Linked DNA regions of Homo sapiens: all the other regions are linked to region 1. A link is an interaction called in ENCODE POLR2A ChIA-PET data of the cell type or tissue named here. Cell type or tissue: OCI-LY7. All regions are shown on one strand.

The links. Peaks named below come from ENCODE experiments on the same cell type or tissue, not always from the same donor. Only the 100,000 strongest peaks of a DNase experiment are listed, where the experiment ranks them.
Region 2: POLR2A ChIA-PET joins it to region 1 with 17 read pairs; 3 of 35 experiments call an interaction of 5 or more read pairs at or near these places.
Region 3: POLR2A ChIA-PET joins it to region 1 with 12 read pairs; 4 of 35 experiments call an interaction of 5 or more read pairs at or near these places.

The regions. Positions count from the first base shown.
Region 1 is chr12:89,660,667-89,668,666 of GRCh38, reverse strand. All of the region lies in intron 1 of ATP2B1 (ATPase plasma membrane Ca2+ transporting 1), which reads left to right. Among named protein-coding and RNA genes, the nearest start is that of ATP2B1, 44 kb to the left of the region's middle. RefSeq lists an enhancer at 6,893-6,942. In OCI-LY7, no CTCF peak of the experiment used is centred here; a DNase peak (open chromatin) is centred at 4,996.
Region 2 is chr12:89,591,078-89,599,077 of GRCh38, reverse strand. It overlaps ATP2B1 (ATPase plasma membrane Ca2+ transporting 1), which reads left to right. Exons shown (of 21, transcript NM_001366521.1): 21 at 7,783-8,000. Among named protein-coding and RNA genes, the nearest start is that of POC1B-GALNT4, 69 kb to the right of the region's middle. In OCI-LY7, no CTCF peak of the experiment used is centred here; no DNase peak of the experiment used is centred here.
Region 3 is chr12:89,887,006-89,895,005 of GRCh38, reverse strand. No RefSeq gene overlaps it. Among named protein-coding and RNA genes, the nearest start is that of LINC02399, 57 kb to the left of the region's middle. In OCI-LY7, no CTCF peak of the experiment used is centred here; no DNase peak of the experiment used is centred here.

The sequences.
Region 1 (8,000 bases):
CTGTGCAGCTTCCATCACCATCTTGAAAGTAATCCCTCCTTATTATCTCCCTGGTTCATTCATTTTACCTTTTGCAGTTGGTAAGAATGGAAGCATCTTCTCAAAAGATGGTGCAAATCTCTCTTTAGGCTTATAAAATAATTTCAATTGCCTATATTAAAAAGTTACCAGAAAGAATTAGGAAGTCAGGAGCTTTTGAAAACTGTATGTTTTTTCTCCCTCAGTCCAAAAATAACCCACAGTTTTGGTTACATTTCTTTTTTATGTGTGTGCTGGTTATCTTATTTTAGTTTTCTGTTAGGAGAGCTTGAGGATTTTAATAGCATTAATCTTTTGCAATGTAAATTTTATTCTAATAAACAGTGAAGCAATCTGTTAGCCTCTGTAGGGGCTATAAAAGAACATGAGTTGTGGCTACTGCTCTGCCCTCAGGAAGCTTAAGTTGTATTTGAGAAGATGAAATTTTAAGAAAACCTCCGGAGGTACAAATAGGTAATGTGTTTTTATCACGGTAGCAGCTTTTTTCTGTGTTGCCTTCTTGTTTTCCTGTGTTCAGCTATATTAAACTATCATTCACACTGCAGTTTTTAGCCCCTTCCCCAGCTGTGCACTACTCTGCCTCAATTTAGGTGTATCCTAGACAGTGAAGCTCTTCTTGAAGTCACGTACCTGGCTAACACTTTGTGTTCATTGTATCTTTTGTGATGTTCTCTGTAGCACTTAATTGTTTGCTTGTTTTGGCTATTCAGATTCTTTTTTGGTTCCATATGAATTTTAGAATGATTTTTTCTAATTCTGTGAAAAATGGTGTTGGTAGTTTGATAGGAATAGCACCGAATCTGTAGATTGCTTTCAGCAGTATGGCCATTTTAACGATCCTGATTCTTCCAATCCATGAGCATGGAATGTTTTTCCATTTGTTTGTATCATCTGTGATTTCTTTTAGCAGTGTACAACACTTAATTTTACTTTCTAGTATGCTTGTCTTTCTCCCTCATTTAGACTGTAAACTCCTTGAAGACAGAGCCTTGGACATAGAGTTTACTCAGATACCTTTGGGACTGGTAAGAACTTTGGAGAACAACAACAGGTGTTGGGGGACAGTGATAAGTTTAATATTGGTGACTGCATTTGAAGTACAGCAAGATACTCAGATAGAAATGTCTGTTAACAGAACATGGCCTGGCACTTGATTAAGGTGGTAGATGTAGGCCATAATATGGTATGAGTTGCCAAGAGGCCTGTGGATAGATCCCTGGGTAATACCCTCATTTAAGATGTGGTAAAGATTTTAAAAGGGGGTAAATGTGAGCAGAGGAGGATGGGTTAGAGACCTGTGAGAATAAGTAAGTGATACAATGGACAGGAGGGAACAGTACTGTCAAGTGACACAGAATTAAGAGGAGGATGAGGACTGATAAAAAGCCTGAGATCATTAATAGATGATGGCTAATAGAAGCATTAATAGAAGATGGCTCTTCATAGAGAGCCATCTTAGTAGTGTGTGGACAGAAGAATGGATTCAGTTTGTCAGGGTCAAGGTGAGAGTGGGCCATTAGGAGGAAGCATTGTGAATAGATCTTTTTAAAAAGTGGGATAAAAGGAGGGGGAGAAAAAGAATAGCCTGATGGGTTATCAAAATCCAGGAGAGACATGTTTTTTGTTTTTTTTGTTTTTGTTTGTTTGTTTTTTGTGGCAGGGAGGTGGGTGGAGAAAAATGGTCTTTTATGTAGTAGAATGTATCTGAATATTGGCTAGTCTGAGGAAACCAAGAGAAAGGGGATGGAAGTGGTGGTAGCTTGCAGTGGCAATCAAGGAAGCAAGGTCTTGGAGCAGACTTGAGGACCCTGGAAAGAGCTGGAGTAATTTAAGAAGGTCTTGGAATTGAAAGAGGAACATGACAGGAAGTTAGAGATATGTCCGTGGATCATATATGACTGAGAAAAAATTCTGATGGAACTAAGAACTCAGTTTTTAAACTTTTACCAACATTGCTCAGCCAGATGGTATGTCTATTCAGGGGTAGCTAATTAACCAGATGGGTGGTAGGAGGATAAAGAGCAAGTGAGACATAAGAGCAAAACTGGAGTCGCTGACCATTGAGAAGTAAGCATTTTTAGGGAGGCAAGTGTTGATCAGAAAGGATCTTGACTACCTTTGAACTTGAAGGTCAGAATGTTTACACAAGACTCAGTAGAAGTGAAGAGAAATAAAGTGAGATAAGTTGTTCACTGGAGAGCAAATTTTGAAAATAGAACAATTCCAAGGGATGATAAGTTTACCTTGTGGCCCTCCGCTTGAATAGCAGGTAGAGAATACAGATCAAAGTCTTAGAATGAAGGTCAAGAGTGTGTGAAACCAGAGAGTTTGAAGGATCACCAACATGTTGTGATGGAGTGGGCTACAGTTCAACACATCCCTGTTGCCCATATTCTTTGCACTTTGGTGAGTTAACCATAAATAAATTCTTGTCTGATATCCTCTTAAAATAGAATTTACCTTATTTTCCAACCAGATTATTTAAATGTTTTGCAGAAGTGAGTATTGATTTACTGAACTGTTCTTTAATAATCACAGCTGGAAATTGCAAAAGATCATCAACTATGAAACTATATAAATAGAACGAGATAAAGAAATGGGAAAGTGCCTTCTTCCCTTAGTTCTCTATTCAGTTGGTGAAGAACTGTAATAAATCTTATTGAAATCTAGAGTTTTTAATTAAGAAAACAGAAAGCTCATGTTAAATTTACAGATAAGAGTTATGCCTCCCTCAATATTGCCAACTTTATTTTTGTGAGCTCTTTTCAGTGACATAATGAGCATCCTGTTTCCTTAAGCATGTAAGTGTAGGTTCTTGTGAATTGACAGGATAGAAGCTCTTAAGAACTGAGTAGGCCGACAGAGCAGCTGGTGTGACATTCAAGTGTTCATGTTGCCTTCTAGCTCCTGAACAGAAGGAAAAACACAGTTTTAATTTAGAAATCTCTTCTTTGACTATAGCTGAAAATTTCAACACCAGTGAGACTGGAAAATGATAGAACATTTGGTTCTCATATTTAACTGGAGATATAGTATGTTCTTATATTTGGTAAACTGCACAGGATTATATAAAATTAACTTTATTTTTTGAGCTTTTCAAAAGCTTATTTTACTAGGAAACTTACTGTAAAGATGAAAGGTTTCTAAAATGCCTAAATAGAACAATAGAATAGGAGAAAACAAAGTAGTTTATTTTCTGGGAGAGCAAAAGAAAGTAGGTACCTAAGATTCTCTGTTAAACTTTTAAAAATTTAATTTTTTTAGGTGTTTAAAGTAATTTAACATATGTTCAGAATGTATCAATATGAGTCTCCACATTTTTTGAATAAAAGAAATTATTTGCAGTGTTTATGTATATTTGTGTATTATAAGGCTTAAATGGAAAAATATTAGTATACTTGGTACTAAAAATCAAAACACACAAAAAAATCAACTCAAGTAATATTTTTAGAAAGTAGTCTGCTTTCAGTTATCCATGCACATCAAGAATAGCATAATAGGCCGGGTGTGGTGGCTCACGCCTGTACTCCCAGCACTTTGGGAGGCCGAGGCGGGCAGATCACGGAGTCAGGAGATCGAGACTATCCTGACCAACATGGTGAAACCCCATCTCTACTAAAAATACAAAAATTAGCTGGATATGGTGGTGCATGCCTGTAATCCCAGCTGAGGCATGAGAATCGCTTGAACCCAGGAGGCGGAGGTTGCAGTGAGCTGAGTGCACTGCACTCCAGCCTGGCAACAGAGCGAGACACTGTCTCAAAAAAAAAAAAAAAGAATAGCATAATAAAGAACCATAAGTAATTTGCTTATATTTGTTTGAGGAAACTTTTGGATCAAGGTGACAATCCAGCAGTTTGTTCCCTAGTCAAGGTTGAGGCTACACTTTCTGTCAGTAGTGGCTCTCCAGACCAGTAGCATTGGCATCACTGTTATCTGAGAAGTTGTTAGACAGTCTCATGAAGTGTTCGATCAACTGAGTGAGGCTCAGGAATCTGTGTTTTCACAGGTGATTGAGGTGATTCTGATGCATGCTGAAGTTTAAGAACCACTAATCTGTAGTGTGTTAACTTTTAAGTTTGTTCTGGTTTTGGTAAATTCAGAGGGATTGTTTTTGGTTTTGTAAGTATAACCTTGCAAAATTAGACCAACCTCCCAAGAGACAGCTATCATAAATGTTTGGGATAAGATGATACCAACTGACTTGACCGTAGACCAAAAATTTCTATAGTTCAAGATACCTGTGTTTGAGATCATTCACATTAAAATTTTATCATATACTCTGCTTAATTAAGTACTTTGTTGGCATGAATGAATAATCTGTACTGAAAATGACAGCTATCAAAAGCCAAAATAGTTATCTAACAGCCCCAGGGAGGGAGGTGAGTCACCTATTCTGCTTTGGGCTGGCATATTTCTTTATAGACTAAAGGGTGTGGGAAACAGGAGCTGTGCTTGGGCCTTTAGGATAAGAAAACCTGGGTGGTTTTTTCTTTTTTACACTTTCACTGAGCCAGACTGTTACATTGTGGTTTCATCATTTTAATTGAATTGTGGAATTCTGAAATATGAGAGAAACAAAATAAATAGGCCCTGTAAATGCACATGCAAATAAATTTTTATTATTATCAATAAACGAATCTCGTTTACTCTGACTAAAAACAGATGAAAGCAATTATAAAGGCTGCTGTGCCATCCAGCCCCTCCCTACTGACTGCTTTGACTTCTTCGAAAAAAAGGACAGTGGAAAGTGAAAACAAGCAGCTAGAGATGACAGTGTAGTGAGAATAAGAGTCAGACATCAGAGAAATGAAGGCAGAAGAACATTTCAATAGGGAGTGGTTAACAGTAGCAAAGGTTGCTAGTAGGTTAGATTAGGGCTAAATGTGTCCATTAGATTTAAGAACAGGATCAATGGTCACCTGGAAGAGTAGTTTCAACGCAGCATAAAAGAGGAAGCTAGATTGTCATGGGTTGATTTATGAGTGGGAGATAGTGTAGAAACAGCAAATTTTGGAGCAGATGTTAGTTAGATGTGGAGTTAAGTGTTTTTTTTACCAAATGGTATTTACTGGGTAAGATTGTATTCATTATTATTTAGACCTTGCCAACTTTATTACCATGTTGATTTGGCAGATTTTTATTTAGCATGGGTAACCCTAACAAATTATTTTTCAAATAAATGTATTGTTTCTTTCAGGCTGTATGAAATATTATAATTCAGTATTATTTCTTTGCATACCCTCAAGAATCTAAGACCCTGGTTAAAAAACTTTGCCATGTAGCAGGCGTGTAATTCCTTTTAAAATCTGAAATATCCTTTAACTTATTCTGTTGTCTAAAAGGATTTAAAGGAAAGCTATAATATATCTGGCATACCAAGATGGTTTGAAAACTCCTTGAAAGCTGTGACTTTCTCTTAACTCATCTAACACCTAACATATTCTTTTAAACAGTGTTAGGAAGTTTTGTTTAGCTCTGCTATTTAAATTGTGGTTGCTTCCATTGTAAAATCTGTTTTTCAAATTTATTTTAGCTTATGGTTCAAGAGTACCTACTATGTTCCAGACAGTGCTGGGGTTAAAAATGAATGGCACAGATTCTCCCATGAGTTACAGTTCACTGGGAAGGACAGAGAGGTAAACAAATCATTGCAGCTGTGTGATAAAGGCTATAATAGAAGAACAAATTAATGCCTTCCTTATTCTAATCTAGTTGTTTCCCACCCTGAGAGATTTGCTAAAGTGTTCATGCCAAGTTTATAACTGACAGCAGCTGTAACTTGCCCTTTAAAGTACTGTACTTAGTCTCTGCCTCTGGAAGAGTCTACTAGATAAGTAAGTTACTTAGGGGAGTAGGACTAATTTTAGTCAACACAGACACAGGGATGGTATTTAGGAATCCTTTGAGACTAATAAATCAGGCATTTTAGATAATGCTTATTTTCTGCTTTATCAGCTCTATAAAACTAAAATCCTTTGGTGAATTTACTCTTGTTTATATGTTATTCTTTACTCATCTAATATAAATTACTTTTCTAAACAAGCAGTATAGGTTTAATGATCTTTTATGTGAGTGTGTATGTTTTCTTTAAGCCCCTTAAGAAGTGAAAAATGTGACTTGAGTAAATTTAAATTTGAGTCATTCCTTGATTTCTTTAAAGCATTTTAATGAAATAATTTGAATGTACCAAAACTTTGTAGAATAAACTCTTTACCATTCTTAATCTTGTAGTATCTGTTTGATATGTATAATAATAGACCATCTGCTCTTTTCACTATGAGAGTGAGATATTACATGCAAGCACTTATATTTAAGTTTACAGTAAATTATCATGGTTGAAGGACTTCAGATTTTTAGGGTGTGAATCGGGTAAAAGGTTATTGTCTTTCTGCAGAAAGTGACTATGTAAGAAGGTTGAAAGATCATAGTCTTTTTGGAAGACTGAGTAATAATAAAACTCCAGTCTCGTGTTAAAAAAAAAAAAAAAGAAAGAAAGATCATAGTCTCTCTTGATAAGATATGGAGATCAAAGATGGATAAAGCATGGTTTGTTGCCTTTAAATAACTTTTCAGTGTAATGGGCCATAAATTTAGGCTCAATTATGTGGTATACTATCCAAACCTTCTATAGGACATTTGCAGTGCTAAGTTTCAGCTTGTCCACACTGATTGAGAATCACTGCTGATATCTAAGAGGACTGGGTGGGGTAGGGCTGGATTTTTAAACTCACGAGGTAGCTGTCACTGTCAATAAAATGCCAATAGCAACCACAGTGAGAAACAGCTATGTAGGCTAGCTCTCGCTCTTGGTGTAACTATGTCTGTGTGCAAAGGAAGTGGAATTGATTTTGTGTTACAGAAAAAAACACACACAAAGAAAAAAACACACAATGAAAATGGAGATCTCTTGAGTTCTTTTTTGAAAGCCCGTAGTCAAAAATTATTTTTTAGTTCTTTGTTAGTCAAATGGTGCATCTAATGGTCAGGGTGTCAGTACCAGTTTCGAAGTACAGTGCCAGTTATTTCCCTGATGGTAGTAGCCTCCTTAAAACTTGGATATTGTTTATCCTGCGATTTAAATTTCAGCTATTTACTCTCATTTTTAATGATTTTGTGAGTATTTAATACTTGCTTTATTTTATAAGTATCTTTATCCATTTTGGAAGTAGACAATTATGAGTGTTTGGTTTTAATGGCCATAAAATGAACTATTGGATTTGATCTCCAACATCCCTTTAGCTGTTAAATTCTAGAATTCTTTGCTTTGTAACCATGATTTAACAGAAAAGTCTTTTTAAAATAGTGTTTTATTTTGATTTAGTAACTTTTATAAAAAGTAATACTTGCTTAATCACTCCAAAAAATCAGTAATTACTCTGATTAAGGTATCATATTAGTATATTTGGGTCCGGGGAATAAGCTCTAATTGTGTACAGTTATGTCAAAGTTGATATTAATTTATGAGATGGTACACATTGACTTCTAAACACCAAAGAACTAAAAATTTGAAACTTAAAACTTTGTATTCTCATTAAATGAATGAAAATAAAGTGTCTTTATCTTTAGAAGATTTTTTTTTAAACCCTAAATCAATAATTTGTGCTCATATAGAACCAGTCATGGATTAAGACCCTTTGTAAATACTAGTTTTGGATTTAAAAATTTTCTGAGACATGTATTAAAACTAATCAAAATTTGACTTAACATTTAAATTATTTCAGTATATCAAATCATATACTGATTCTCTTTTCCTCTTGTTTTAAAAATCTTATTAAACCTTCCATATCTGAAATGGTTTGAGGTCTTCCTCATCTGGGGTGGGAGAAGGCTATTCTCTGCAGAATGGATCTGCAAATATTCTTAAAGAACAGTAAAAATAGCTAAAATGTATTTGTCATTTACTGTGTGTCAAGGTAAGTTCAAAGGGTTTACATGTATTTACACATTTAATAAGATGT
Region 2 (8,000 bases), 70 kb after region 1:
CAGGGCTTTTTGACCTGGGGAGGAGGTTCGAGTGTGCTCCTTAAACTTCCTCTCTAGCCTTCCCAACCCACAAATTGTATTCTCTTGAAAAGTAATACTGGTGCCTGGAATGAGTGAGACTTTTAACTGATTATGAAAGAATGTGTCTATATGCCCCTAAGCTCCTTTTTTCCTAGCTCCCCCATCCCCCACTTCATCTCAAAATGCTATTCTTGCCTATATGCTGTGTAAAAAGTGCCTTTTTCTTTTTATATGTTGATAGATGGAATGGTCCTTTCTCTTGTTCTCTCTCTCTCTTGCTGAGCAAGCTGTCACAATCTCTGATTCCTTGCAGATGGATGTAGTGAATGCTTTCCAGAGTGGAAGTTCCATTCAGGGGGCTCTAAGGCGGCAACCCTCCATCGCCAGCCAGCATCATGATGTAACAAATATTTCTACCCCTACACATGTAGTGTTTTCCTCTTCTACTGCTTCTACTACTGTGGGGTGTGAGTGTGTGTTCCTAAGTGCATGAAATTAACATTTCCTACTTCACACACCTAACGTTTCTCATTTTCTCCTTAATGTTTGAATTCATTGTTCAGGCTTTTTCATAAAGCTTTCTTTTCGTAAAGTGGATTGAGACCTCAAAGTGTTGTCGTTGTTGTTTTATTTCTTAGAGGGCTAGATAACAGGTGGAACAATTGCAACCAAAGATTAGATGCAATCTGTGAGCTTGTCTCTGTGCTAACTCTGATAGTTAATATGGGGAATAAAATTGTAGCTTAGAACTTGTGAAACTACTATAAATTTTTGAGTATATGCCTTTAAACATGTTTATATTGCATGTTTCCTAAAAGCATGTGATTTGAAACTCATCTAACAGAACCAGGAAATTGCATTTTCAAAGCTAAGAATAAATTTAGCATTTTGACTTTTGTCCAATTTGGAAAGTAAGTTAGTAGCCTGAAGACAAGTTTTCAGTATGTATAGCCAGTTGCTTGCCTTCTTAACCTGAACTTTGCCTTGCTTTGATTTTTTTTTTTTTTTTTTTTTTTTGCTTGGTTGTGCAGTGGTTTCAGGGGAAATCACTGTGTAAATTTAAAAAGTTTCTGTGGTATTTATGGTTTGGGGTGTTTTTTTTTTCCATTTGTATAGACAATTTAGTTAAAAATTGCATCATAGATAAGAAATGTTCTGTTAAGTTTCAGTAGAAGTAGGAAAAGTATACTATTGATTAATCGTTGAACCAATAAATGTTGTAATTTTCAATAATTGACTAAAATAACATTTTCTTTCAGGTTTTTAGTAAATAGCAAACTTTCTAAAAGCCTTATAAGCTATAAATCTTACTGAGAATTCATGGCGCATTCTCAATATATTGGAGGCATTAAAGATGTAAACCCCAAAATTTACAGAGCTACCTAAGGTTAGCCTTGAAGTAGACAGAGACCTATCTTTTCCATTTGGTCTCCAGCCAGCGAAGGACTAGAGGAACCTTGAGAAGCTGCAGAGAGGATGAATTAAGGGAGAAAACAGTGCAGACTTTCCACTTAATGCCTGTTTTTTCCGTATTTACTTAAGTATATTTTCATTTGATATTTTTTAAAATGTGGTGAAACAGGCACAGTAAGAACTGTCCCTGTTTTACAGGTGTGAAAACTGCCTTAGAGTTTAAATAACTTCTCTACGACTAATAAGCAGAGGCCGCATGATGTAAAGCAAAGTGTTCCAAGTGACTCGCTAACATTAAGATATTAAATTTACATAGAGGGACAGCTAGAACTCTTCTTTTTAAAAATTACCTACCTGAATAAAATGGTAACCATAAATTGCCTAGCCTTAGGCCTGATACAATAAAAATGCCTCTTCCTCCCTGTATCTGTGGATTTCAAACTATGCCTCTCTCTCTGGTGCTCCTTACCACCTAGCCCTAGATGGTAAATGTTCCACAAGCCTTTATGGAAGGCCTACCATGTGTCAGAACTATGCTGGAACCTCCAGAACCTGCAGCCTAGTAAAGGACAAAAAAAAGTAGTTGGAAATTTCTACATGGTAGTAAAACACAAACTGTCTTAACAGGGTCCTTAGCCTACCCTGGAAAGTCAAGAAAAATTGCCTGAAGGAGGTGACTCCCAAGATGACCCTTGATAGAATTCACCAAATGAGGCCTCAGTGATTATAATCTGGTACTAAAAGAGGAATAAACTAAGGGATTGATAATAGTCTGGTACTGAAAGAGTAATAAACTAAGGGAAGCTGAAATGGAAAGTAAGTATCTGTTTATACCCCACAAGAAGGAGCCAAACTAAGACTTTATCCTGATAAACCCCCTTCCCTCAAAATTTTAAATTTGAAAAATTCAAACCTACAGACAAGTTGAAAAATTAATACATGAAAATCTTTCACCTGGATTTACCACTTAATATTTTATGACACTACTTTATCTGTATATTAATAAAACTTTTTTCTGAGCCGTTTGAAAATGGCAGATACCAGTGTTTTATCCCTAAATACTTCAGCATGTACCTAAGAATTCCCGTATATAATCATACTTTATTATCCAAGAAATTTAACATTGATACCATATTATCTAACAGACAGTTAGTATTCAGATTTCTCTGGTTGCCCCCAAAATTTCCTTTATAGCTTTTTTAATCCAAGAAATAATTATTGACAGTATGTGTGTTATGAGTCTAGTCTCCAACCTGTATTCATTCCCTGCCTTTATTTTTTATGACATTGACTTATGAAAAATCCAGGTGAATTGTCTTATGAAGGGTTCTACATTCCAGATTTGTCTGATTGATTGCTACTGATTAGCTTCATATTAAACTTTTTCGACAAGTTTATCTCATGGGTAATGTGTATCCTATTCGTTTTTATTTACCAATATTTAAATAATTGTTTTTTTCATTTAGAGGGATATCAGATGGCTTTAGGTGTACTATACTTATTATATTTCTCAGTCTGATTGTGTTCCAAGCTTTATATTAAATATCAAAGCAATCATAAACTTTTAAGACAGGCAGGCAGACACATATATGCACACACCTCTGCACCCAGGCATCTTTTTTTCCATCCCAGGCTCTTTTTTCTGATGCACAGTTACATATGAAACCTCTGAGTTTCTGGGCCCATGTGGCTAGGGGAGCAGATACTTCAGGGAAGTAAAGGTGCACTTAAGAGAGTGGCAAAGGAAAGTTTGTAGTTGTTGCTTTATCAAGGTTTGAGATGTTTACTTCTTTATTCTGTGTCCTATGTTCTTGGAGTTATCCAGGGAGTAAATCATATCTCGTTAATACAGTTGTCATTATACACCAAGAGTTGCAGTAATTATGTTGCTGTTACCATAAATGTCTTTCAACCTTGTTGGTGGAGCATTGTCTTAGGTGGTACAGAACATCAGCCAAAATATAGAACTATGTTAATATATTTAATGAAAGATTTCATTTTATCACTGTGTTTCTGCCCTAATATGGAATAGTTTTAGAACTACCTATGGGTGTCAAAATTATTTAACCCTTATTGGGTGACCTTGCTTAGCTAAAATAGAAGAAATAATCCATTTAGACTTTGTCAAATGCTAGACTCAAACATCTCTGAAGAGACCTTTTTCCCTTCATTTATTAGTCAGATCTTCACTCTTACAGGTCTCTAGAGAAAACATTCTGTAGTTTTTTTCTATTTATAAAGTATATCATTCTAACACCAGTTTTTACCATTAGTAGATTTTTTTTTCCTGAATAAATAAATACACATTCCTGGAAATGAGAAATTGAGAGAAAATTTGGTTTTCTAGGTGAAGGATCAGCAAACTACAGCTTATGGGCCAAATCTAGCCTGTTGTCTATTTTTGGAAATAAGTTGTTACTGGAATGCAGCGTTGCCCATTCATTTAAGTAATACCTGTGGCAGATTTTTCACTGTAAGGGCAGAGTTGTATAATTATGACAGACTGTATAATTCACAAAACCTAAAATATTTTACTGTCTGGCACTTCACAGAAAAAGTTTACCAACCCCTGTTCCAGATAGATAAGAACATTACACAGGTGGGTCTCCTTTTGAGAAAATTTAATATGCAAGTACCCAACTTTGGAAAACAATCTAGAATTTTGTTTCTAGTTGCAAAGTATCTTTTACTGTACCATTGCAATTCTTTAAGTTAGTGCACATAGAAAAGTAGTAATGAAAACAAATTTCAGAAGTGGGCAATTTGTTGTAGAAGGTAAGATTTATTGGCTTGTGATTAGTATTTTAGAGCTCTCTCTTCTGTACAATGTTTTAGGCAGTAAACAATGTTATTTTCTGCTATTAAAAGTTAGGATGGTATTTAGAAAAATTGGTTTTGTAGGTACATGATCTTGTTTGGATTTGTTATATTTCATATATTGTTTACCTTGATAATCATTTTCAGTTTCTTAAAATTCATGATTATGATAATCACTTCAGTTTTTTTGTTTACCATATGTGCTTCATGCAGTATTTTTGTTTTTTTTTTTCTCTGTTGAACAGTTTACTTTTACAGAATATTTTTGACACAGGAATTACTGAATTTTTCTTAATTCTGATAATTTCGAGGGGTATAAGTATGCTCCACAGAGTAGGTTTAAATAGTTAATAAATAGGAATTGAATTTTAAAACTGGATAAAATAAATAGGCTTGGATTTTCAAAAGCCTGTAATTAAGTTTACTTATATTTCTACTTAAATTGAATTATTATTAATATAGTTTCCTTCCTACCTAAAGTATTGTGCACAAAATTATTATTTTCCTCACAGTTACTGTACTGTGAGAATTTTACATACAGAAAGTAATAAAGATCAGAGCAGGTGTGAGCCAGCTCAGTGTCATGCCTTAGATCAAGAGTGCTTTCTTATGTTCTTTATAAGTAGAAAGTAAAACAACTCTGGTTCGATGATTCCTGGTTAATCTGAGCTTTATTGTATGTATCTCGAGAACTGTTCTTTGAAAATTGAATTGCTTTCGAGCATTGCTGAACTGGCCTAGTAACGTGCTGAAACTAACCAGACATATGGCTTAAATAGATGTGTCAGACAAAGGAAGCATTAACCTTAATCTTATGGAATGTTTTATTCAAGTGAAGTTAGGGATAAAGTAAATGATCGTATGTTTTTGTCTTCTCTTGACTTCCAAGGAACCTGGAATTGGGAGCCCAGAAACCTAGGTTTTAAGACTCTTTAGCACTAATTAGGAGTTCCTTAACAAGTCAGCCACCCATCCTCTCTGTTGCTCAGTTTTATTATTTATGAAGTGGTTAGAAAAAAAAAATCTCTAATATTGTTCAACAAATTCAGATAGGAAAAATCTTCTCAGAATTGAAGTTTTGCTAAGAAGGGATTTAATCTTTCTTTGCCTGCCACCGGTGTATGTGTGTGATTGTGTGTGCACATATACTTGTTGCCCTCACCTTTACACTCTGCCCCTCTTAGAGCTTCACTAACTCTCAAATCTCTAACTTAAGTTTACACTTTTCTTCTGAGCTCTAGATATTTTCCAAATTTAACATGTTTAAAAAGTACATTTATTTCCCCCCGATTCTTCACTGCTCACTTTTATACCGACTGATTACAAAGAAAAACAGATGGAAAACACACACATACACAGAAAGCTTAACTGTTGTTCTATCTTCAGTAGCAGCAGCACCAGCAACCTTATCAAATAAGCAACATCTTCAGGGTTGTCTTGAACAGTTCTCATCACCCATCAAGTTTGCTGGCTGATCCTCTAATTTGTATTCTCCTCCGTGCCTACGGGCTGCTGATACCAACAAATTTTTTTTTAGAAAGTTATCTTTTTGCATTTTAAGCTTTACAGTTTGTTATTAGGACAGTCAGGATACTTGCTGAATGTTCACATGTATAAAATGTGAATTTTAAGACTTCACAATAAAACACTGAATGAATTACTATAACGTTATATTTAGCAAACATTGTTTACATTCCATATGTAGAACACTTTACATCTTAGTAAAGGGGAAGAGGAACAAGAGCAATAAAAGAAGTTGAAAAATATTTGCTGCTATTCATCAGTCAAATTAAGGAACTGAAGTACAAGCAATCAAATAGAATGGAATTATAAAAGATGGTAAAGCTGCAAGACATTAATAGAATAGATGCTTGCTGCTCCAAGTGTGGATCATGGACCAGCAGCTTTAGCATCACCTTGGAGGTTGTTAGAAATGCAGGACTTTAGGCCCCTGCTGAATCAGAATCTGCATTTTAACAAGATCCCCAACTAATTTGTATGCACATTAAAGTTCGAGAAGCCCTGGCCTCGATACTTGTGACCTAACATTGTTTTAAGTTTGTAGTGTGCTAACGAATTTAATCTCCCACAACAACCCCGTAAGGCAAGTACCATTGCTATTTCCCATTTTATAGTTGAAGAAACCTGTTTGACCGAGGTTCCTCAGGTAGTAAGTGGCAGAGCTGGAATTTACACCCAGACATTTTGCTTTTGTATTTCTCAGTTGACTATGCTGTACTCTCTATATAAAGGGCTAAGTGAATATGGACTAAAAGCAGCTTACAAATAGGGCTTGGCAAATAAGGAAAGACAACTTGAAGGTGAGATGTGGGTGCATGGCCCTAAACTCTACATTACATTTTTTTAAACACATTCACATGTTCATTTGAAGAAATGTATTATTCATTATTGCTGTCTAAAGAGATGAATTTGGTGACCGCATCTTTTTTCTAGAATGTCAAAGTGTTATTTATTTCTCTTAACAATGAGTAAATGATGTCTTTATTACTAAACAGGATTTATTAGAATCAAAGCAAAAGCAAACACTGTATTTGAATTGATACATAGTAAATGCTCAACTAGTTGGATTTTGTCCTTTTTTTTCTAAATCTGAATGACGCTTGAGTTAATAGCACTTAATGTCAGTGTGTGCACTGATGTTTTTAAGTTTGATTGCCCACTAATCTTTTTCATTTATACAGCAGACTGAGAGGAAGATGAATTGTTGAGCTATCTGCTTAGGGGTGAAAATACTAGAAAACTTTTAACACTTTGTGTCTTCTTGGGAAATTTTTCACAGAAGAATCCCAGAGGATTTGTTTTTGTTTTTGATCTATTCTTTCCAGATAACTGTAGTAATTGATTTAAGTTTTAATCTGTTACAGAGAAAAACACTAAAACTTTATAGACAAATGATAGACAAATGGCATATACTCAAATATTTATAGCTGTTTAATGGCATTTTATAGACATTTATTTGGGTTTTGTTCTTATTTTTGTTTTTAATTAAGGGAGTAGTGGGGTAGATGTGAGTTCATTGTGGCATTCAGCTTATATTTGCTTGGCTTTTTCATGGTCGGTGACACCCTAATTCCTAGCATGATAAATAGTAACCCTTTGTGCTTGATTTTGTTTAACTTATTTGAGTTGTTTTCAAAATACATTCTTTTTAATTTAAAAAATCAGCTAAGCTTGTGTATGGTTAAGTTTTTGTTTTGTTTTGTGTTTGATTTGTTCTTTTAGGGAAAAAATCCTATAAAATGGCTATTAAATTTTTAGCCAATGACAATGAGATTTTCTTAATATTACTTTGAATTCTTTACCTCTTAATTCTTAGAGTATGTGGTTTTGTTGTTCTGTAGTGTCTTACTAAAATATTCATTTTTTTACAGTGTATTGCAAGTTCCACTGCATTACATGCAAATATGATTCACTCATACCTAGCTGTTTGTGGATTCAAACTCATAAATGAACCATTTTTAAGTTGTTAATAGTGTACTGACATATTTCTGTATTTTCTGATATTTACAGATTCGAGTGGTGAATGCATTTCGTAGTTCTTTATATGAAGGGTTAGAAAAACCGGAATCAAGAAGTTCGATTCACAACTTTATGACACATCCTGAGTTTAGGATAGAAGATTCAGAGCCTCATATCCCCCTTATTGATGACACTGATGCCGAAGATGATGCTCCTACAAAACGTAACTCCAGTCCTCCACCCTCTCCCAACAAAAATAACAATGCTGT
Region 3 (8,000 bases), 230 kb before region 1:
GCTGAAAAAAAAAACCTTCCAACAACCCTGTGAAATTAGAGACCCAAAGAAATTGTCTAGAATAAGTGACACACTTGCAATATTTAATGCAAGTTCAGTGACTTTATCTCTACATCCTTTTATCTCTATAGAGACACAAGTGATTATATCAGTGCAGATTATTTTAGCAGCTTAGTAAAGGAGAGAACATTTTTCGTTTGAAAACATTGCCTAGCTTTTATTATATGTCTCTCCTAACATTTTGTTACCTAGTAAAATATTTGGAGAATGTATCTCAATATTAATACATTTAAAAGTGAGGCTATTTTGTTTCATCTCTTATGTTGGGGTTTAAATGACTTGGTGTCAAAGAAATCTCTTGTGTTATTACATCCTGTTTTCATCAGCTGTAATGTCCTAAGCATGTTCACACTAAGGTGTGCTCCTGAAAGTTGCTGGAAATTTTTGAAAAATTGAATCATATTACAAAATACTCTAAAAATGTTTGGTATGAAAAAGAGACTGAAGATGACTCATTTTATAAAGCAATATGTCTATTTTTTGCTAGGAGTTCTGCAAGACTGGCCCAGAAAGACTGATAGCAAACTGGGAATTACCAAGGGTGCTGTCAGAAACAGATGAAATGCAGGGCATGGCATTAAGTAAGCAGGAAGGAAAAAAAAAGGTCAGATAGGCCAATATTGATTCACTGTGAAGCCTAGAGAATGGAATTCATATAGGAAAACAAATTAGGAAAAGAAAGAGTTCAGTAAGAAGATGAAATATTTAGTCTCCCATTTATTCACTGAGTATTTATTGAGATCATAGAATGTGCTGGGCAGTGGGCAGTCTACTAGCTGTAGAGATACAGCTGTGAACAAGAGAAACACAAGTCCTGTCTTCATGGACATTACTGTCTCATCTAGTGTTGCTCAGACTTGCAGAATGTAAGTCTCATTCGTATGGACAAAAAACAAGTTCTCCCAGAGAACTAGTGCTAACCTAAATTAATTGTGTTACAATGATAAATAAAAATATATTAGCATACAACTAAATATTAATACATTATATATCCAGCTCTTATATGGTTGTGTTAGTCTGGTTTCACACTGCTATAAAGAACTGCCTGAGACTGGGTAATTTATAGAGGAAAGAGATTTAATTGACTCACAGTTCAGCATGACTGGGGAGGCCTCAAGAAACTTACAATCATAGCAGAAGGCAAAGGGGAAACAAGGCACCTTCTTCACAGGGTGGCAGGAAGATAGAAGTGCTGAGCAAAGGGAGAAGAGCCACTTATGAAACCATCAGATCCCGTGAGAACTCACTCACTATCCTGAGAACAGCATGGGGGAAACCGCCTCCATGATCCAATTACCTCCACCTGGTCTCTCCCTTGACATGCATGGATTATGGGGATTATAATTCAACTTGATATTTGGGCAGGGACACAAAGCCTAACCATATCAACAGTTATAAAAAGGTATCAGAATTATAAAACAAATACACAATTTCAACACCAGTAAAACTCAAATTAGCCTCATTAATTAAGTATAATAGATGATATTTTGTTGAAAACAGTATTAACTCACAACATACTCCATTGCCCTAACAAATTGTGCTATCACCAGCACATCTTTTTAATATATCTATAAATCTATAAATCTTCATTTATGTGGCACAATGTGACATAACATTTTCACTTGACACATATACACTATTTACTTGTGTTCACCTCTGTTCCAGTCTTATTAACCCATGACAATTAAAGGGCCATGATTTAGTGCCAACATAATTGAGAATATATATATTTTTACATTGTAACTATATATAATGACAACGCAAAATTTAGCTAAACTTGTCTAAACTTGCAGATAGTTGATAGATGCCCCCATCCATGGCCAAATAAATCTGTTCACCCCTTTTGCAAGGAGATATAGGATGAGAGGCCTGATTAAAAGACTATTGCTCTGGTGAGGATGCAGACTCTAAATATATAAGTTATTATAGGGGTGCTTGGCTTTACTCAGAGACAGTGTTATGAGGGCAGAGCAGAGGGATCTCCAGCCCAGCCCTTTAGGATACCTCTTTGAAGAAGTAACATTTAAACAGACTTGAGGAAAGAATTGGTTTTAACCAAGAAAAGAGTACAGGAGAATATGAGGGCTAAATTTTTCAACATGTTAACACTAGAGTATCTGTGCACCACTTCAGATCAGCCACTGACCTTGTGGGACTGAGTGTTAAATATTTTGCATTTATCCAGTAACTTGAAGAATCTTCATCTATGAAATAAGGGCTATCATACCAACCTTATAGCATTCCTGGGGTCATTCAATGAGTTACAGTATGTTGGTACTAGGCACAAGGTCTGGTGTGAAGTAAGTAACTTTACTGGAATTGCAACAATGGTGGTGATGTTAGGATGATTCTAAGTAACCTAATCAGAATCATATGTTGCTAAGACTGATGGTATATTTGTTAACTATAAAAGCAAAATTTTATCTGTGCCTAGGGCCAACTTTCTTATCCTCTCCATGGATGAGAAGAAGAAACTGGACTCTACTATTTTTGTTTATTATACACATCCCAGAATACTCTTATGCAGCATTTGAGAGGGAAAAGCAGAATACTTTTGGCCCCTCAGAGGACAAATAACTTCAAAGATTTATACTATAACTTTTGTAGGGCAATATACTTTTTAGTCTATATAAAACAATTGTCCTCTCTTCCCTGCACATTTAAAGGAGCTACTAAGGAACTCTAACATAGCATGGCCTCTGCCCTGCAGACATTTGTGCCTTTTAGCAAAAGATCAATAGTCTTTTGCCCTCAAAGAAATCCCTTCTCTCTGAGCATCAAGAAACAGAGTTGAAGTTCATACTCTCTGAACCCCCAGTAGTAAACCCTCATTTCCTGCCCACACTCATGAAGCCCTACCTTATTTTGGTTCATAAAGGATGGTTCAAGGACACTATGCCCAAGCTCTTCCCCACACCCAATAATCTGGGTCCAGAGTGAGAACAAGAGTTGCTTCCATATTTCTAATGTCAGTAACCACAGACATCTGATTTTCTAATGGTTTCTTATAGACTAGAAGTCAACAGTCCATCCAGCCATGAAAATAAACTCTGACTTATAAGTTCAAGACGAAAATAAAAGAAGTATACAGAGTCACAAATAGATTAAATTTCAGATACAGAAAAACTCCAATAATAACAAGGATGGGATTCTGTTTAGAATTTGAATACATAATTTATAGGCCAGTTGTCCCAAAGGCTCCCCTTTGTGGCACACAGCACATATTCTAGCAGAAAGTGGACACCTAAAATCAATTGTTGGTACAATCAGTCCTTTCATTTTGCTATTGATTTCTTGGCATAAAATGACTCACTAAAGGTCACTTGGCTAGCTAGCCTCTAATCTAGGTCTGCATTGTTGGCCTCTCAATTCTTTTTTTTTTTTTTATGCTTTAAGTTCTAGGGTACATGTGCACAACGTGCAGGTTAGTTACATATGTATACATGTGCCATGTTGGTGTGCTGCACCCAGTAACTTGTCATTTAACATTAGGTATATCTCCAAATGCTATCCCTCCCCCCTCCCTCACCCCACAACAGGCCCCGGTGTGTGATGTTCCCCTTCCTGTGTCCATGTGTTCTCATTGTTCAATTCCCACCTATGAGTGAGAACAGGCGGTGTTTGGTTTTTTGTCCTTGCAATAGTTTGCTGAGAATGATGGTTTCCAGCTTCATCCATGTCCCTACAAAGGACATGAACTCATCATTTTTTATGGCTGCATAGTATTCCATGGTGTATATGTGCCACATTTTCTTAATCCAGTCTATCATTGTTGGACATTTGGGTTGGTTCCAAGTCTTTGCTATGGCCTCTCGATTCTTAATCCAGTGATCTTTCTGGTACTTATTAGTGCTTCCTCTTTTTTCCACAGGTTTTATTGAAAAACACATACACACATTTAAAATTCTCCCACCACTTGTACCAGTTTGCCCCCAAGAATCTTTCCAAGGTTCCCTTCCCAAACCTGACCTATCAGTCTTTCTGTAGCCATCCCTTTATGCAAATTACATTCTTGCTCTCTGCCTGCTTCCCTTGAACTGACACTTAACACTTCCCTTTATTACCTGTCCTTTCTTTACCTAATACTTTAGCACCAGAACTCTTGGCTTAATGCCCTACACCAAATGACAGTACCCTGGAGATCTGGCCTTTTACCCTTCCTTCTTTGGAGCTAAACAACAACCTTACCAGCTTTCCAACCAGTTTCTTCTCTTGGAACCTGATAACTACTCTGCCATAAAATAAACAGAGAACTGAGGACCCATAAAATTCAACACCAGCCTGAATGGTTCTAGTCATATTATTGACCTTTTACCTAATGCCTGCCTCCCAAGGTTAACTCTGCTAATTTTCACCAGGGTTGAGGCTATGTCTGTTATCTCCTGACCTTGACTCTATCCTGACTCCTGCTAATTCCTTAGCAATGTTTCGTCTCCAGAAGGGACGTGGCAGTCAAAGGAACCCAAAAGCAACTGGCACCTGACCCAGGCTATTGGCAAATGCATTTTCTACTGGCCCATCAAACTGGTGAGCAACAGAATCATCTTGAGAGGAGAGTGAGGTGGCATTCACAAATATGGATGTGAGTAATGAGAGCTTGTCAGGCCTTATGCTTCTAAAAAACAGATTTTTGTGACAGAATTAGATAAAGTTTTATTTCAAACTTGCATAACTCAGCATTATGCTATGTAAATCTTCATGCTTTTAATTTTCTGCTAAATTTCATGGTCCAAAAAAATCAACAGATGCTGAAGAAAATTATATTTATGTAAAAAAGCTTCTAATTCAATATGAAAATAATAAAAGAATGAAGGCTTACTCATGCAACTCAAAAAATCTCGGCAGAATTTTGAAGTCCAAGAGCTTCCCCTAGGGGGTACTGGCATGTTACAGTGACCAGATAGTATTGATGCCACCTTTTCCCACAAATATACACCCCTCTTCCCCAATACCAATCACAGTCTTCACAACATTTGACTTCACCTCTTCTCCAGTGATTTAAGTGTGGTGCTTTTGCTGCCACAGCCCCAACTTTTATTTTTATACACTCAAAATAATTACATTTAGAGAAAAGAGGTTTCAAAAGCACAGATATCCCCAAGCCAGACATTTTACAAATAAGTGCCACTGGGCTCAAAGCAAACTTTAAGAGAGTGTTAATGTCTCTATGTGTTTTGATCAGTGTAACAAGCCACTCTAAAACTTAGTAGCATAGAAAACCCACAATGATTGTTTTGTCTGTAAAGATATGTGGGTTAACTAGGCTTAGCGAGGCAGTTCTTCTGCTTCATGTCCTCTTGGCTAGGGCTAGCAACAGAATCAGCCTGGCCACTCCTCCAGAGGCCAGACTGAGCTAGAATCCAAGATGGCACACACATGTTGTTGGAAGTTCAGCTGGTAATGTTGACTGAAACACCTCCATTCTCCTTCCAGCGGACTTTCCATGTTACTTGAGATTCACACAGGGTTCCAAGAGTTAACATTACACAACATCACTTCTACTACATGCTGTTGCCAAAATATGTCACAGTATCAAGGGAAGGGAAAAAGACTCCACCTCTTCACGATCCATCACGCTATCCAAATATATCTATCCATATATATGGAAGAAAAACAAATCAAAGATTTTATTGTTGAGGCAGTCATCTCATTGCGTATGAAGTACCTTCCCTTGGTTGACTCAATCCCAAAAGAGACCCAAGAAGCTGACTCACTGCTTTTGAATTTTCTTCAAGGCAGGAACAGAGTGAGAATTTCTCAAATTACCCATATTGGAATCTAACTTCGAGGGGGCCTAGGGAATCTTGAGGCTATTTAAAAATCAAGGGTCATGTAGGCTTGAAAATTCCTGTGATTTATAACCCTGCTTGGGATTTACCTTGAACTCTATAAATGTAAAAACAGCCCAAATAATACTCCAACAGATTCTGCCAAATGAAAGCATAGTGGGCCACCTAGGTATAATTGTTAGGAGGGAGAGGACTACAGTGGTTCTGCCTACCAAAGGGTTAAATTTAAAAATTTTTAAATCGATACTCATTTGCATTGTGTTCCAGCTCTATTAAAACACAGGACTAGAGGTTGGGCATGGTGGTTGGCTCATGTTGACAATCCCAGCATTTTGAGAGGTCAAGGCAGGAGGATCACTTGGGCAACATAGCGAGACCTCCATCTCTACAAAAAAAAAATTTTTTTTAAATAGCTGGGCAAGGTGGTGCATGACTGTAGTACTAATTAATTAGGAGGCTGAGGTAGGAGGATTGTTTGAGCCCAGGAGTTCAAGGCTGCTGTAATTCATGTTTGTGCCACTGCACTCCAGCCTGGGCAATAGAGTGAGACTCTCTCTCATCATATATATAATCATATATATATATATACATATATATATGAATTTTTTCTCTCTAGTCCTATATGTAACATATTATAATACGTATACTTATATATATAAGTATAAATATAGATATAAATATATATTATAATATATACTTACATATATAAGTATAAATATATAATATATTATAATATATATCTAGGACTAGAGAGAACAAGATGATGAACTCAGTTCCCATGAAAGAACTCAAGGTTTGCATTTACCATACCCCGAAGCCAGACTGGTCATTTCGTAAACTTGCATCTTGATTTACCAATGGATCTGGAAGAAAGGAGACAGGTCAGTGCTCCTCCATTCTTGACATTGAGAACACATAAACCAGCAGGTCTTCTCTTGAATATTGAACTTCTTTCTACTTCTCTTTATCTCAATCTCCTTCCCCCATTAAAAGTCAGGAAGAAAACTAATATTTATTTAGTTCTTACTGTGTGTCACCCACTGTACTAGCTTTTTTTTTCAATTTTCTTCTTTGTTAAACCAATATCATGTAATTTAATTATTACCATTTGGAGTTTTGCACACCATAGGTATTTAATAAAAAGTTCTCATTTGACTTGCTAAGTTATGTGGCTGGTAATCAATCACGGCATCAGCAGTGTTTCACCCCATGAAAAAATCTCACATATTTTTGAGGACAACCTCCTTTGGTTCTCAAGTACAGAAGCTGAGTATCCTTGCCAGGCACAAAAATATATTATTTTTTGGCTCATATCAGCTCAGATATGATATTAAATTTGCAAAACATGGTAATGAAATCCTGAAGAAATAGAAGACATTTTCATAATTGTACTTTAACCTATGTAAGATATCTTATTACTGAATATTCGTACAAAATGCCATTTGACCATGAGCTGGAGACGTTGCTTATTGCAAGCATTTTACAAGCTAATTTTGGATGAATGTACTACTTTAGCAAATTTGCACTTCTCAAAAATAGGAATTTCATCTAGAATGGAATGGCAATTTTCCCTCAGGACATGAATGATCATTCTCATTTTGTTAAAATATTTCAATATACTGAATTTAATCAGCATGGTTTTAATTATCCCCTTCCTCTGCCCCTTGTTTCCAGTTCTGCTTTTATCCTTAACTCCCAAATTTTCTTTGGCAGATGATTAAAATCTATACATTTTCCTTTATACAATAATTGTTCATTTAGTCTACCCCTGAGTTAAAGTTGAGAAAGATTTTCAAATCAGAATGAATCATCACTGGAAATCAAAAGGCATTTTAATAATATTGTAACTTATCTGACCTTTAAAAAATAGATCACTCTAAAGAAATCTTATCCAGAAGTCAGAATGAAAAGTGTTCAGAAGATCTTTCACCAATTTTAAGGATATAAGACAAGATAGCATGTGAAGAAAGAAAAGGAAAGGATGAAACAAGCATCAAACTATAGAAAGACATAGCCATTACCAAAAAAAAAAAAAAAAAAAAACAAGAAATTTGAATCTCATCCTATCTTGTATAAAACATTAATATTATTTGCTTATTTAATCAAGGTTTGTTTTCCAAAAGGATCTTTTCTCTCACTCACTTTTATGTC